Linked DNA regions of Mus musculus: region 1 is linked to region 2. A link is a loop called in an ENCODE intact Hi-C map of the cell type or tissue named here. Cell type or tissue: left cerebral cortex. All regions are shown on one strand. Links, peaks and the distances in the headings refer to the core of each region. The heading gives the core; the rest is flanking DNA.

Region 1 (8,142 bases), core at 2,080-4,579, 65 kb before region 2:
TCTTTTATTTAAAGAGGGCATTGTCTTAATCACGGTTTCTATTGCTTCAGTGTATGACCAACAAGCAAGTTGAGGAGGAAAGAGTTTATTTGGCTTACGTTTCCATATTGATGCTCATCATCAAAGAAAGTCAAGACTGGAGCTCAAGCAGGGCAGAAACCTGCAGGAAGGAGCTGATGCAGAGGCCATGGAGGAGTGCTCTTTATTGGCTTGCTTCCCCTGGTTTGCTTATCCTGCTTTCTTATAAAACCCAGCATCACCTTCCCAGGAGTGGCCACTGTGGGCTGGGCCCTCCCCCATTGATCACGAACTGAGAAATTGCCTTACAGTTCGATCTCATAGGGACCTTTCCTCAATGGAGGCTTTTTCCTCTGATGATTCCAGCTTATGTCAGGTTGACATGCAAAACCAGCCAGTACAGGCATCTAACAAATGTTTAAGCAAATACCACACATGTATCACAGTATTCCCCTTCATTAATATTCTTGATGTAAGAGCCTTAGAAATTAGGAAACAATTTTCCCAGGAAAAGGGTAGCCTGCCAGAACATCTTGACCCAACTTGAATGGGAAACTCCTTAGCAGTAACTAATGGTAATGAATAATTGTGCTCAGCTGCCCAACCAGCAGTGTGGCAAAATGCCTGACATCTGCATCTCCACTGCTCAACATCACTGTCACCAGGCACAAAAATTAGGAATCAATGAGCTGGAAAAACCCAGTCTTAGTACACATTTCCTTCTTACTAACTTATTCTTTTCTTTCTTGAGACAGGGTTTCGCCTTGTAGCCCTGGCTGTTTAGGAATTCACTCTGTCGACCAGATCAGCACAGATCATGGACATCAGTATGACTTCTGGTGGAGCACAGATCATGGAAGTCTCTTGAGGAGACTTAATCCAGAAAATGAACCATTCTTCATCTTGGGTATTTTGTTGTTGTTCTGTGGCACAGTGTCTAGGATCAGAACCTGGATGAGCTCCTGGCTGCTGTTCACCACCCTGCCCTTGGTGTCAGCCACCCTGCTGGCACCCCAGGAGGGACCATCATGCTTGCTGTCTTCAGGCAAAAACCAAGATGGTTGGTTTTTAATGTGATTTATGTTTAAGAGCTGAAAGGAAATTCTCCTGATTAAGACTGTCCTTCTGTCTTCCTGTCTTCTTTTGTTTGGGGGGAAGGGGAGGGACAGACACAGCAGTTTCACTTTCTTAACCTTGAAAGTGTTAGTCACCCTGTACAAGTCTGAAGAAATAGATTTATGGTGGTGATAATTGGTCTTCATGGGTGCGGAGGAATATGCTTATGGAATGTTAACAAACTGAATGTTTATATAAAGAAAACTCAACCTATAAAATCAGAGTGATAACATTTGTTCTATGTTGCAGACGATAAGGTATAACACAAAAGAGAAATAGGACAGCAAGTTACCTAGAGAGTGGGGTAGGATTATACTTAAGCTCTTAATTTGTTTCTCGGAAATCAAATCTGAAAGCAAGGACATTATAATATCAAGTAAGAAACCACTGAGTAGGTGGGATTCAATTGGTTCATTTATTCCTTGTTGCTCTCCACATTACATCAGAATTAACCATTTTCTTTTGAATGAAAGAGCTAGACTTTAATTGGAAACTTTATGGTTTAATGTGTCCTTCGATAGCTATATATATATATATATATATATATATATATATATATATATATATATATATATATATATATATATATATATAATTCTGATGGCTCTCACCCACTCACCACCTCAGATCTTCTTCACATTTGGCCCCAAATCTTTAAAATAAAAATTTCAGGTAAGTTCTTTATAGGATGGAATGTGAATATGATTAAAATATGTTGCATTAAATACTTAATCTTTCCACAGTTATTAAATAACAAATGAAGTGAAGTGCAGTAAAATGTAGAAAGGGTGATTGGCATTAGACAGCTCTATCACCATGCAATGGAGTATAGCATGTTAAAAGTGCCTTTTTACTAGGAACATTTTAAAAGCACTTTTCGGGTTACAGCCAAATTGAAAGTTCTATGTGACTTACCTGTGGCTTCCTGGATTACCCCTAAGCCCTGGCAACTTGGTCTTTTATCATCTTCATAGTGATGCCTTTTCCTGAATGCAACAAACTGAAATCACAGTGTGTGCCCTTCGTATGATCAGAATGGCTTTGGAGTCATCTAATGGTTTGATAGTTCATTTTTCAATGCCAAATAAATAATAGTCCACTCTGTGTGCCTCAATTCACTTATCCATTCACCTATTGAAAAATATTTTATTTGCTTCCGCATTTGTGCAATGATAAAAAAAGCCTTCTATAACTTAGCACACTTAACTTGTTAATGACTTTGGACAAACACCAATGTCTGTAATTGCTTGATTGTGCAGTAAGACATGTTTAGGTTCCTAAGAAATCACAAATTTCTCTCCCAAAGTGTTTGTATCATTTCCTATTCTGTCTTAGTTTGGGTTTCCATTGCTGTGAAGAGACTCCATGACCAAGACAACTCTTATAAGGACAACATTTAATTGGAGCTGCTTACTGGTTCTGAGGTTCAGTCCATTATCAAGGTGGGAAGCAAAATAGTATCTAAGCAGGCATGGCACTGGAGAAGGAGTTGAGAGTTCTGTGTCCTGATTGGAAGGTAGCCAGGAGAAGACTGTCTCATTGGCAGATAGGAGGAGGGTCTCCACTCTCACCCCCTACAGTGACACACTTCCTCCAACAAGGCAGCAACTACTCCAACAAGGCCACCCCTCCTAATTGTGTTACTGCCTAGGCCAAGCATGCAAACCAGCACACATTCCCATCAGCAATGCATGAATGCCCCTTTCATTCTATGTTCCCACTAGTATCTGTCACCATTCAACTCATCAGAGGGGCATAGAGCTGAATCTCATTGATTTAATTTGCCTCTCCTGCTGTTGCATAGGAGCAAGTTCATATTTATTTGCTTATGGCATACCTTTTCTAATGAGATATTTGTTACAGTGTTTGGCCCATATTTTAATATTTGTTTGTCTTACTAAGTGTTAAGTGTTGCTATAGGTGGGGTCTTGAATTGTTTAGTGCCTACCCTACAGTGCTACTGGGAGCTAGTAGAACCTTTAAGGAAGAAGGACTTAGTAGAAAGAAGTCAGGTATTGGGGGATTCAGTTATTACTGGGACCCTGGCTCCTTATGTTTCTTCTTGCTTCTTGGCTACCATGAGGTGAGAAAGCTTTCTCTTCCACACAGATTTCAGCATGACGCACTGTCTTCTCATAGTAAGTACAATTGAGCCAGTTACACTGCCTTCTCATAGACAAAATACAATAGAGCTGGATACTCTGCCTTTCGATCACCTAAATGGAATGGAGGGTGATACAAGTCTTCCCATAGACTAAATGCAATGGAGCCAGATCCACTGCCTTCCTCTAAACTAAGTATGATGGAGCCAACCTACCAAGTGCTGAAACCTGAACTCTGTGAGCCATAGTAATTGTGCTTCCACATAAGTCAGTTACTTCAGATATTTGTTGCAGCAATAGAAAGTCAATATGAGTTCATTGTATGGTTCAAGATACCAGCCCTGTATCTTGCAAATATTTTCTGCCAGTCTGTGTCTTAATTTTTCATTTTCTTTAAGCGGCCTTTGCAGGACAGAACTCAAGCTTAACCACTTTGCCTTCTCTCCATGGCAACTCTGGTTTTGTATTCAGTCATCTCCAAACCCAAGACTGTTTCCATATTATCTTGTAGTATGTTTTTACTTTTGTTTTACATGTTTGTTTATGTCTACTTTAAGTAATATTCTAAGGGTGTAAAGCCTAAATCTAGAGTCATTACTTACATTGGGTGCTCAGTAACTTAACAGTAACTTTTATTTTAAATATTTTACTAGTAAATACTTTTGTATAATATACTTTGATAATATTTGCTCTGATGTAAGATTTAAAGGGTGTCATCATTGATGCTTTCTGCCAAAGCTTAGGTGACTTTTGTTTATGGGCATGCTACTGTGTTTCACTGACTTATTACAGTAAGCTGTAAAGTCAAGTAGGCTCTGTTCTCCCGCCTTTGGTATCATCTTGAGTCCTTTGCCATTTCACACACAGACTGAAATTAGGTTGTTCTTATCTACAAAATTGGATCTATAGGTCAGCTTGGAAAGAATTGACATCTTGACAACACTGAGTCTTCCTATTATCATCTGATGGTTCCTCTTAATAATTTTTTTATCAGAGTTTGTTTGTTTGCCTCATATAGAGCATGCATATATTTTGTTAGTTGTGTTTGAGAACTTATACTTTTAATGCAAATGTGAATAGTATTGTCATTTTTAATTTTTAATATGCATGGGTACATTATTGGCATGCATGTCTGTGCACCAAGTTCATGCAGTACCTCTAAGGCCTGAAGTGGACATTGAATCCTTAGGACTGGAGTTAGACTGTTGTGAGCCACCATGTGGGTGCTGGGCAGTCATTGCTCTTGGCAGGTGACCTATCTCTTCAGACCTTGTGTGCTTTCAGTTTTAGATTTGCTTTATTTATAATGTTTTACTGAAAAGCAATAAACTTATATGCAATGTCTATATTCTGGAACTTTCTATGACTACTTCTTAGTTCCAGAAGGAATTTTGTCAATCCTTTCTGGTTCTCTGCATAGGAAATCCTGGCACCTAAAATTAAAGACGGTTTTATTTCTTCCTTCTCAATATGTATAAGTTTTTTTTCTCCTTTTATTTCATTAGATAGGACTTAAAAACCATACTGGAATGTATGGTGAGAAAAGACATACTTGCTTAATTGCTGATCTGTTGGAGAAACACCTAGCTCCATAACAGCAAGTATATTACCTGCAAGGTGTATTTGTGTATTATTTTCATCAAAAAGTCACTCTTATAGTGATACCTAGTTTTTCAAAATCACAGTGAGCTATTGGGGCTTTCCAAAGGCTCCCTTCTCAATTTATTGATAAAATATCATTTTAAGAGAACTACTGAAACACTGACAAGATAGACCATATCTTGTGCTATAAAAAATATTCTAATATGTATAAAAGGATAGAAATTATGTAATCATAGCAATTGGAAAAATGACCAAAATATAACTTAAATATCTGCAAATACTTAGGAATTTAATTTAATTTCATTAAGTAATTAAAAGCTCAGTGAAAAATTACTAATAAAGGCAACATTTGATATGAGACAATGCCTAAAACTTCATGTGTCACACTTTATCAGTCAGTGCTGCTAAAGTCCTGATGCTTTTTGCTTTATTTAAAATTTTTAAAAGTTCTTTCTTTTCCTCCCTCCAGTCCCTTCCATGTCCCCTCAAATGTCTTCTTACCACTCCCTCTCAAATGAATGGCATCTTTTTCTTCAATGATTATTTTTGCATACATATATGTGTGTATATATTATATACATAACACATACAAACATAAAAATTTGAAAATATATAAATACAACCTGTTTTGTTTGTTTAACCTTGATTGTATTTATATTATTTCCGGACTGAAAACTTAGTAATGAATAGGCAATTAGGTGGCTAATCCCGGGGCAAAACAGTCTCCTTCTCTCAGAAGCTTTTGGTTCCCTGTAGCTCGTTGTCAATGGGTGGGTCCCTGTGTAGCTCGTTGTCAATGGGTGGGTCCCTGTGAGAGTTCCCCTTTCCATGCTAGCATGTCTTTTGCTTTGGTCATTGTTCAGTCTTATTTCAGCAGCCATATTGCTGAGGCATCATGGGTGACGTTCTGGTCACTTCTAGGACATCGAGTATTGTGGAAGACTTCCTGATCCTCTGGGTCTTATAACCTTTCTAGCCCTCTTCTGAGATATTCCCTGAGCTATAGGTTCAGCAAAGATGTATATTTATCTGTGTTTACTGAGAGCCTCACAATCTGTTACTATCTGTATTTCAAGAAGTCGTGGTTTTCTGTAATAATCTTTATGTGCTGCAAAGAGATGGGTTGAAAGCTAGAATTAACTGTGGGTATAAGGTCAAGTTTACAAAGCAGGTAGGAATTACACTAGTGTATTAAAGTGGTGGCTGTAGGTTCTTCTCTAAGGTCCACGACAGTCTAAATCCTGGGTTGTTAGCTATAATTCTAGTAGCAGGGATGGTTTCTCTCCTGCTGAGCAGGCTTAAAGCCCAATCAGATAGTTGTTGGTTGCAGCCAAGATATGAGTGCTTCTCTGGCATCATTAGGGACATCTTGCCATGCTGGTAATTGTTGTGGTTCATAGGTGTCTCGGCTGGGGCACACTGTTGTTTTCATTCCTCCCATGGCAGGATCAGAGCGCCTTCTAACATTGTCAAGCTACTTTCCAGGGAGGAGGTTTTCAGGTCAGTTGGAGTCTTCAGAGTCCCATGTGCTAAGTATTTTTTATATTGAGCACTAAGAACTTACATTTAACCTCTCAGAGGCAGACAAGGGCAACAGCAATAATCCATATCGTTTTGGGAGTATATTGGACTTTCCTGACCAAAAGCTTGAAAGGAAGTTTCTCAAACCTGTATTAATCTCCCTTCCTGCCCTCAGTTTTAAAGGCAGCTCCCATTTTCTCTATGTTCCCTTTATATCACCTGCATTCTGCTGTTCCTCTCATAAATATAAAACTCTTACCATAATAGATTGAGAGAAACCAACTGCTATGCCCCCAAAATAAATGAAAGTAAGAAAATAAAGAATGCAGTACTTTGAAATGTAAAAAGTCTCTGGGTAAATGGGTGGAGAAAATATGAGAAGAAAAATCTATTAATATCTGAATACAGAAAGAGTGTCTTGATGGTTCTTACAGGGAAGTCAGTGCTACCATACCATTAACCAGAGACTAACAAGGGGAAGGATTGGAGGGTAGTATTCGTTATAAACAGATGCAAGCACTGTTTCCAGGGAACCCTGCAGCATCCTGATAGGATCACACTTCACTGCCAAGATGGATTTATTTCAGAAATGCAAGATGGCCTCATATCTGAAAATCTATAGATAAAATTCACAGAATAAATAATTCAGTAAGCAAAGAGCTTTACTTTATTTCCTTCGATACAGAAAAAGGTTTGATATAACTTAACCCTTGTTTATTTTAAAAACCGAAGCCTCCCAGTAAGCTGGAGACTGAAGGGCTCTTGCCCTATATGATACAGGCATCTGTAGAAAACCTATGTGCAACTTCATTTATAAATTAGAACCCTCAGGTGCTTCCTCCTACAAGAACAGGAACAAGGCCCCAGAGCTCACAGACTACTTCCTGTTATACTGCCACCTACTGGTAGCCTTGTGCACTGCAGAGAGGTGAAATGAATGAGGCACACAAAAAGTATAGATTTTATTTGTATGGCTGACTGCATGGAAAAAAATCTAGTTGTGAGGAGCGGGTGTGGTAGCAGTCCCAAGATGGTGCCCGGGACTGCAGCCAAGTCTTATGACTTGCACCTGACTTCCTCATACACCTGAAAATAAGCGGCGTCCATTGTGAGAACTGCGCAGGTGCACCATGATGCAAGATCGGACCATATGACGAGAGATGATTCTGGCCAATGGACTGCTGTTACATGGACTGGGCTGATGAGGCATAGTTGAGAGGTTATATAAGGGATTGTGATTGGGGGCGGGGAGAGAGAGATTCCTGGAGAGAGATTTTTTTTTTCTGCATGCATGTTAAAAGGTTCCTGAATAAACTGCTTTGAGAAGAACACTGTGTCGTCACTCTGAGACAGAAGCGACATCTAATGACATATGTAAAACTCCTAAGGGAAGTTCTGTTTTTTACCTGGCTTTTCCACAGCAGTGCCAGCCCACAACAGCTGTGCTCTACAGGAAAGGGGACTGAAGTCAGGGCATTTGGCAGCAACTTCTCTCATGCTTCCTTAGCTTTTCCATGACTGTATTGTATTCCATATGCATGCTATAAATGTATGAGTTTTAGTTATACATTTAAAAAAACACATGGTTTTCCTCTTTCTGATTGTTAGCTATGTAGGCCAATTCACTGACAAAATAATTTTAGACTTGTTACTTCATAACAATGTTTTTTGTTTTTTACTTTTTATTTTTATCTTTATTTTATTTTACAACTCACATTCCTTTGTCCTCAGCCTCCCAAATGCTGGAGTTGCAAGGAATCACTATAATTTTTATGGTTTGAGG
Region 2 (8,142 bases), core at 3,803-6,302:
GTCAGAATTCTGCTCTTCAGCTGTGTAAGGTTATCCAGGTCTTACTGTGGTAGGAGAGCTGGAATCTGCTGGTGCCAAATTGCATTGGCTTCTATTAATTATGTTCTTGTATTTGCCTTTCTCCATCTGGCTATTTCTGGTGTTAAATGGTTGGGTGTCTTGGATTAGAGCAAGCCTCTTTGCAGGCAGGTGAAATATCAAAAGTTTTAATTTGCATTTCTCTGATGGCAAAGAGTTTGAACATCAAAAAAATATGTTGATCATCTATTTGCATTTCATTTTTTGAAAACTCCCTGTTCTATGCCTCATTTTAAAATTTGGGTTGTCTATTTCTTGATGTTTGGTTTTTTTTCCAGTTCTTTATATATTCTCAATTGTAGCCTCCTGTCAGATGTATAGCTGGTAAAGATTTTGTTCCCTTCTAAAAGCTGCTTCGTCATCTGAATGATGGTTCTCTTTTTATGCAGAGCTTTTGAATTTTACAGTCTCTTATTTACTAATGTCTGTGCCATTGAGGTCCTGTTTAAAAACTCTTCCCTGTGCCACTAGGTTCAGAAATATTTCTTACTTTCTCTTTTTTTGGATTCAGTATGTCAGATCTTATATGGAAGTTCTTGATCCAGTTAGAGATAAACTTTGTACAGGTTATGACATAGGGATTAAACTTCAATTTTCTACATATAGCTGTGCAGTTTGAACAGTTACGGGAGATTCTGTCTCTTCTCCAAAATTTATTGTTGGCTTCCATCAAAAATCAAATGACTTATGGGAGTGTTGGCTTATGTGTTGGTCAGTATTTCTATTCCACTAATCGATGAGTCTGTTTTAGGCCATCATGCTGCTTTTATTACTATGACTGTGTATTCATCTGAGGTGATGAGACTGCCAGCATTTTTTTCAAGACAATTTTGTGCTCCTAGGTCTATATAAAATTTAACATTGTTTCCATTTCTGTAAATAGTTGTATTATAATTTTTATGGTTATAGTAGTGAATATGTAATTTGCTTTTGGTATGATGGCCTTTTTATTATATGAATTTTGGCAGTCCTTCAGAATGAGAGGTCTTCCAATCTTTTGGTATTTCATTTGATTTCTTTTTTCAGTACCTTAAAGTTTGCATTGCATAAGTCATTTATATCCTTAGCTAGATTTATCACATATTTTTTAGACTGTTGCGAATGGTACTATTCCACTGATATATTACTCGGTGTGTTCATCATTTGTGTATAGGAAGGTAACTTATTCTTATGTGTGAATTTTGTTTCCTACTCCATTGTTAACTATGTCCAAGGACACCTCAAAAAGAATATTCATCAGGGTCAAATTGGCTTCATCCAATAATATATGAAGGGATGGCTTAATATACATACATCAGTAAATCTAATCTACCACATAAATGGATTCATTGACAGAAACCAAATGATCACCTCCTTAGATGCAGGAAAAGCTGTTCACAAAATCTAACAAATCTCACCACAGAATTGCTAGAGGATGTAGAGATATAGTCAACACACTTCAACATAGTAAAGTCAAAATACAGAAAGCCTTCAGTCAAGGAGAAAAAAAGCTAAAACCAAGGACATGACAAAGCTGTCCACTCTCTCACCTCCTGTTTAATATACTTGAAGTTCTGGATGGAGCAACTAGACAAGCAATGGACACAAAGGAGATACAAATAAGAAAGGAAGAAGTCAAAGAATTCTTTACAGATGATATATCTATACACAGAAGACCCTAAAACCTCTCCCAGAAAGCTCCAAAAGCTGATAAACACATTTGTATTTCTTCATTTGACAACTGTTTAGTTCAGTGACCAATCTTTGTCATTTGTTTTTAATGTTTTTTTTAATTTTTAGTTATTTATACATGCTGTATACAAATCCTCTGCCAAATATGTGGCTTATAAGACCGTTTACTGCACTCTTTAGACTTCCTCTTCACTCAAATGATGGTGTTCTTTGCTGTACAAAAGCTCTTTGTTGTTGTTTTATGACACTCTGCTTGTTAGTTGTTGGTATAAATGCCTGAGATCCTGGGACCCTGTTCAAAATGTCTTTTCTGTGCCTGTGAGTTAAAGCACATTCCTGCTTTCTTATCTATTAGATTCAGGCTATCAGACTTTATGTTGAGGTCTTTGATCCACTTGGATACACACACACACACACACACACACACACACACACACACATGTATATATTTTTAATTTAGGGATTGTATTGCTGTGATTTACAAAAAGCACACTAAGTATAGTGGTGGTAGAGAATAGTACTTGATCTTATCTGCCTTAAAAGTCCTGTTTTATTTCCTAGAACTCTATAATTATATCCACTTCACTGTACTTTGATTTTTTAAATGCTATTATTAGCGGTCACAAACTAAAGATCAAACAACATAGTTTTATGTCCCCTGGATACACTGTAACTGAGATTAGGCCAAATTAAGTGAGCGAAAGGCAGATAGATTCATAGAGGGGTACATCTAATTAAAACCAACAAAATGTGTGAGCCAGAGAAATGGAGTTCAATAGAGTGTCCTGAGGTAAAATATCTTTAAGTCTATATGAAAATATGTGTACTCACTCTTTATGCATTTTATGCCCAGTGACTCTATGCCCCAGTGCCCACTCCAGCATCCCATTACAGGGAGTGAGACTGCCATTATGGTACTCCATGAAGCCTAAGTAGATCACCAAATTAAAAAATTGACACAGGTGGCTTTGGGAACTGGCTACAGGCTGCAGCACCTTGTATGAGGCAGTTAATGTTCATAGGCTCCATTTCCTCTTTATCAGAATTGGTCTGGATAGACTGTACTATGAATCATATCAGGGGAACCATATAGTTCTTTCTTTCCTAGTAAGACAAACACCATTAGTAAAACCTAGTGCTTCTCTGGGTTTCACACTATGTAAGTTTACATAGTATCTAAGCAAGTTAAATGACATATCAACCTATCTGAAGATTCAAATTGTCTGTGGTATACTGTGAGAGTGTAAAAACCATATGCTTTCATTTCTGTAGGTCATTTGAGTTAAACCTATGTTTCTAGATAGAAAATTTGTTTTAAAATAGTACCTTTAAAAATGTTTGTTTTCTGTGCCAGTAATTATATAATACTTGCTGTTTTTCTTTTCAATCAATTGTATAAGTTGTATTTTGTCCTATGTATTCTTTACATAGTATGTAACCCAGAGAAACACTAGGTTTTACTAATGGTGTTTGTCTTACTAGGAATGAAAGGACTATATTATCCCCCTGATATGATTCATAGTACAGTCTATTCAGACCAATTCTGATAAAGAGGAAATGGAGCCTATGAACGTTAACTGCCTCATACAAGGTGCTGCAGCCTGTATCCAGTTCCCAAAGCCACCTGTGTCAATTTTTTTATTTGGCTCTTGTCAAGTGTTTTTTTCTTCTTTAGCCTGTTAATATGGTTGATTGTAAGTGGTAAGTGGGTTTTGATTGTTGAATTAGCCCCTGCATCCCTGAAAAAAAGCCTGAACTAGCGGAGGAAATTGTAGAAAACTAGCTCAACTGATAACCTTAAAAGTAAAAGGGAAAATAAGTATTTTATAGAAATAATAGAAAAATCATTTTGAGATTTTACATAGAATGAAATAGAATGTTAATTAAAAGAATATAGTAAGTATCGAAAGGAAGAAAACCTTCATGATCAAGGACTCCATGGTATGGGGCAGAGCACAAAAAAGTGACCATTAGATTTGACAATATGGAAACTATAGTGATGTTGTCCAAAGGTACTTCAGCAGAGTAGTAGCAAGCAACATCCCAACAGAATTGGTTGATAAAATAGAACCCATGGCACTCTTTGATGGACATGATTAAGTGTCTTACAAATACTCCACCAAAACAGGACCAACTCCTGATTTAGAATCACAAATACTCCAGAAGCAATCTGTTTTAAAGCAACTTGGATTTAAAGTTGGAAAGAACATTGGAGATAATCTAGCCCAAGTCTTTCATTTTATAGATGGATAGAACAAATTCTGGAAATGTTAGCTAGCTGCAAAACCATATGCCTCATTTAACTCCATATTCTACACTGTTACTAATAACAATCAACATTTACTGAGTGTTTAAATAGGTACTAGTTCTGACTCTACTAAGGGCTTCACATCACTAGCTCAGTTCTTCTGATGAGTTTACAAAGAAAGCTACATTGAAATCACCATCAAGGTATAAAAAGTTCAATATTTCATTCTGCATTTATTCTATATGTTGTGGTCCTTAACTCTAAGCCTTACTATTTTTTCAGATAGTATCTGTATGATATTGCATGGTGTAGTGGCACACATATTTCATCACAGAACTGGGGAGTCAGAGGTAGGTGGATCTCTGTGAGTTTCAGAATAGCCAGGACTGCCTAGCAAGAACCTACGTTTAGATCCTACCATATATTGAATCCCCTTGAACATCAGTATTTTGATCCATCATTCTTAGTAGAGAACCTATGCTCATAGTGCTGTCTAAATAACCTTGCCTTTGTGCATATGATGAAGTAATTATTATACTGGCATCAAACCATTATTCCTTGAAGCAGGTTTTATATGAAATCAGTTTGTTATGGACTGATCATGATAAGAAACCCATTTGTAAAACAACACTCATGTTTATTCTTGCCTATCTCATCTTAACCACTAACTTCACATGACTTATCAGACTGCCTCTTTCCATCCTGCACAGAATTATTACTAGTTATAATTAAACTAGTAGAGTGCTTTTCAGAGAACTGCACAGAATCTGCCATTGAACTAAAAGCCATAGTCGATATGCATCTTGGGAGTAAAAAGTGAGGTTTCCCTTTTTACTTCTTAGATAAAATGAAATTGCAAGCAACAACATTCTCCTGTTCCTAGGGTTTTAAAGACCAAATTCTTCACGATTCAGCTAGATTTTCATTGAAATTCATCACAGTCCCTCTGCAGCTGTGGCCTCAAAAATACCATTTCTGCATTTATTTTAGCCTTGTGGAATAACTGCAGAGAAACCACAGAGTCAATGAGACTCAAAATGCCTCAAATCCTTCCTGCTCTGGAGTTTTCCATCTTCACATCAAAGCATTTCATGCCCGTCAGCAACTTTTTAATGCGTTTGCTCCTTGTGTGCACAGCTTCCATTTAAAGAGTCTCCTTGGCTGGTTGCTCTGATGAAGTTGTCTGCTTGCCAGGAAAGCAATGCAGAAGTTACAGAAGAGGCACCAGGTCCCCTTTTTAGAAGACATGAGTTTCAGATGAGAGCTAACTTCACTTTTTGAGAGACTACTGCTCTTTGTACCAGGGACAAAGTTTACAACCTGTGGAAATACAAATGAGTATAAAAGACTTAAATGAGGATATTATTTACAAGGAGCCAAAGACAATAGGAGTAATGAGGGGATTCTATAAGAGATAATGTCATGTCCTTAATTCAGGAGGTAAATAGGGTTGTGTTTGCTAGTATTGTACTTGTACAGCAGGCTGAAAAGCATGCAATTGTTATTTTTAGAACATTAAAAAGAACTACCTGATTTGAATAGTCCTTTCATTAAAAGAAAATAAGAAATAACAACACATTTAACAGTAGATTTGCAAAAGAATTCACATTTCCAAGGACAATGTATTTTTAGAAAATGTTAATATTCATTAGTTATGGGAAAGTAGGGAGAGCCAACACATCATTGTCTTTGATCTAAGAATTCAACTTGTGTAGAGCCAAGCTTCACAATAAACCATTATTACTTTTAAAAGTGGGTGGCATTCATCAAATATTTAGAACTGTTATGATTATAAAACAGTGTATCTTGGATCTATATTTTTATTGATATATTTTGTTGGGGTTTGGTGGGCCCCAAAGGGTATATACTTGGTTGTGAAGGCTAGTGTTCCTTTCATGTCTAATCAAGCCACAGTGCCACTAGTTCTTAACTTAAAATTGCTTGACTTGAAAAAGTAATAAACATTCATTAAAAACTACAGAGTAGTAAAGCCTCTTCCACCCCCTAGAATAGAAATACACCGTAAGGAGCTCTACCCTGATGCTGGATAAGAGCACCAAGCTGCAGTATTCCACCAGTGTCAGGTTCATGTATTAAACAACCCACACTTGATCATCAGTAGTTTAATTTGTCAATGCATTTCCACTTTTGGCATATGTGTCATAACCCTATGCAAACCTAGAACTATCGTTTTATACTGAAGAATGGGACTAAATGAAATTTGGCTTGCATATCATTTTTCACCAGTTCTAAAGCACTTTCCCATAGTTCAGATCCACAGCTCCAAGCCTATCAATAAAAACTGGAAAATAAATGCTTAATTGCAGCAGAAAGCGAGGAAGATAAGATGTGCAGAATGGCAGGTTACAGTGACCTCAAGGAAGCTGCTGATTAACAAATGACAGGTGTATATTATTTCACCAATAGTGCTAAACTCAATGAAAGCCAACTTGCTTTAGTCTTTAGGTGTTTCTTTTATGTATACAAGTTCACTGTAGCTGACTTCAGACACACTAGAAGAGGGCATCAGATTCCATTACAGATGGTTGTGAACCACCATGTAGTTGATGGGAATTGAATTCAGGACCTCTGGGAGATCATTCAGTTCTCTTAACCGCTGAGCCATCTCTCCAACCCTAACCCTGAGGTTTATTTTGCTATTATTGGAGCTGCATGTCTATTCTGCTCCCATTTCAGGAGTCCGTATGCATCACTCCTCATGCTGCTTTAGTGTTTACAGAAGTGAGCTGGGATAAAACCCGACATGAACTTTATTAAATCCATGTCAGTTCAGCAATAAGAAATATTAATGAACAATGCCACAGTAATTCAAGTATTGATTTTAAAATTTATTTTTTCAGTTGTACAAATTATTGTTTATATTTAAATTTTTTTGATGATTCTTTTTAAAATTTTTTATGTACAATGGTGTTTGCTTGCATGTATGTCATGCAGTGCTGTCGAATGCCCAGGGACTGGAGTTGCACACAGTTTTGAGCTGTCATGTTGGTGCTGGGAATCGAACTTGGGCCTTCTGGGAGAGCAGCCAGTGCTCTTAACCTCTGTGCCATTTCCCCAGCCCCTAACATGTTTTCTTATATCATTCTTACATAATTAGTTTTATTTTAATTTTCCCAACCTATTCACTGTCCCTTGTCTGTTCTTTAGAGAGGAGGGAGAATGGAAATTTTCATTGTGAATGAAATGCATTGTTTAATTTTACTTCTTTTTGTTAGAAGCTCATGTCAAGAAAATGCAATCTTCCCAGAATAGCACTTGATCAAAAGTTTTCACTGAAAGCCACTATCCATTTATTTTTAATGAGAAATTGTATGTTGACAAATCTAGTATAGCATGGTTTTAGCAAGGTTAGAATGCAGTCTTAGTTAGCAGACCAGTTGGATAATGTTGGCTCAGTCAGGACACACTAGGTGATAACATCCATAGGCCTGACACATATTCCTTAAAATCTACATTGGAAAACCATAAGCTATTTTTCAAAGAACTAGTCTGCAAAATATGGATACAGATAGTCTTTATGTGAAAAGTAGCATCCAAATGAATTAAAAAATGTGGATTCAAAGATAGAAGGAAAATCAAGACTAGTGATCATGTTCTAGAGAGTTAGCTTTCAGGTCAGCAACAGGTCTAAGAAGTCTAATTTTATGTGTACCCTTTGTCTCATGTGGGAACCCATGAACACAGCAGGCTACTGGGCTCAGGTACTTCATGAAGCCTTATCATGATGTATACCTACATTCATGAAGTATTCTTCTTGTCTGCAGAATGAGTAGCAGATCTTTCTGAAGTGATTTAGAAAGATACCCTTCCCTTTGCCAGGCATCCAGATAGGGCCCTGGCTGCTGATTGGTGGTAGTCATGGAGATTGCTACTGGATCATCAGATAGGTCCTTCATAGCAATGTTGCTTTATTCATATTTCTGATATTTTATCCCTTCTTACTTTATGAAAAATACTAATTATAGTTTCTAGCTTTCCTTAGTAGGTTACTATAAACTTAACTCTTGGGGATTGGTGGGAATCAAAGCATAACAACACTTAGACTTTATGAGTCATTTTTATACAACAAAAAGAATTATGCTCTATCTATTCATAGCCAGTCTGGCATTCTTCAGGGAGAATGT

The links. Hi-C counts contacts between places; a loop is a spot of excess contacts. Peaks named below come from ENCODE experiments on the same cell type or tissue, not always from the same donor. Only the 100,000 strongest peaks of a DNase experiment are listed, where the experiment ranks them.
Region 1: a loop joins it to region 2, with 2.0 times the contacts of the local background. A loop is called at or near these places in 2 of 42 quality-filtered maps.

The regions. Positions count from the first base shown.
Region 1 is chr12:35,324,250-35,332,391 of GRCm38, forward strand. No RefSeq gene overlaps it. Among named protein-coding and RNA genes, the nearest start is that of Gm26071, 110 kb to the right of the region's middle. In left cerebral cortex, for the core only: no CTCF peak of the experiment used is centred there; no DNase peak of the experiment used is centred there.
Region 2 is chr12:35,387,197-35,395,338 of GRCm38, forward strand. No RefSeq gene overlaps it. Among named protein-coding and RNA genes, the nearest start is that of Gm26071, 50 kb to the right of the region's middle. In left cerebral cortex, for the core only: no CTCF peak of the experiment used is centred there; a DNase peak (open chromatin) is centred at 5,076.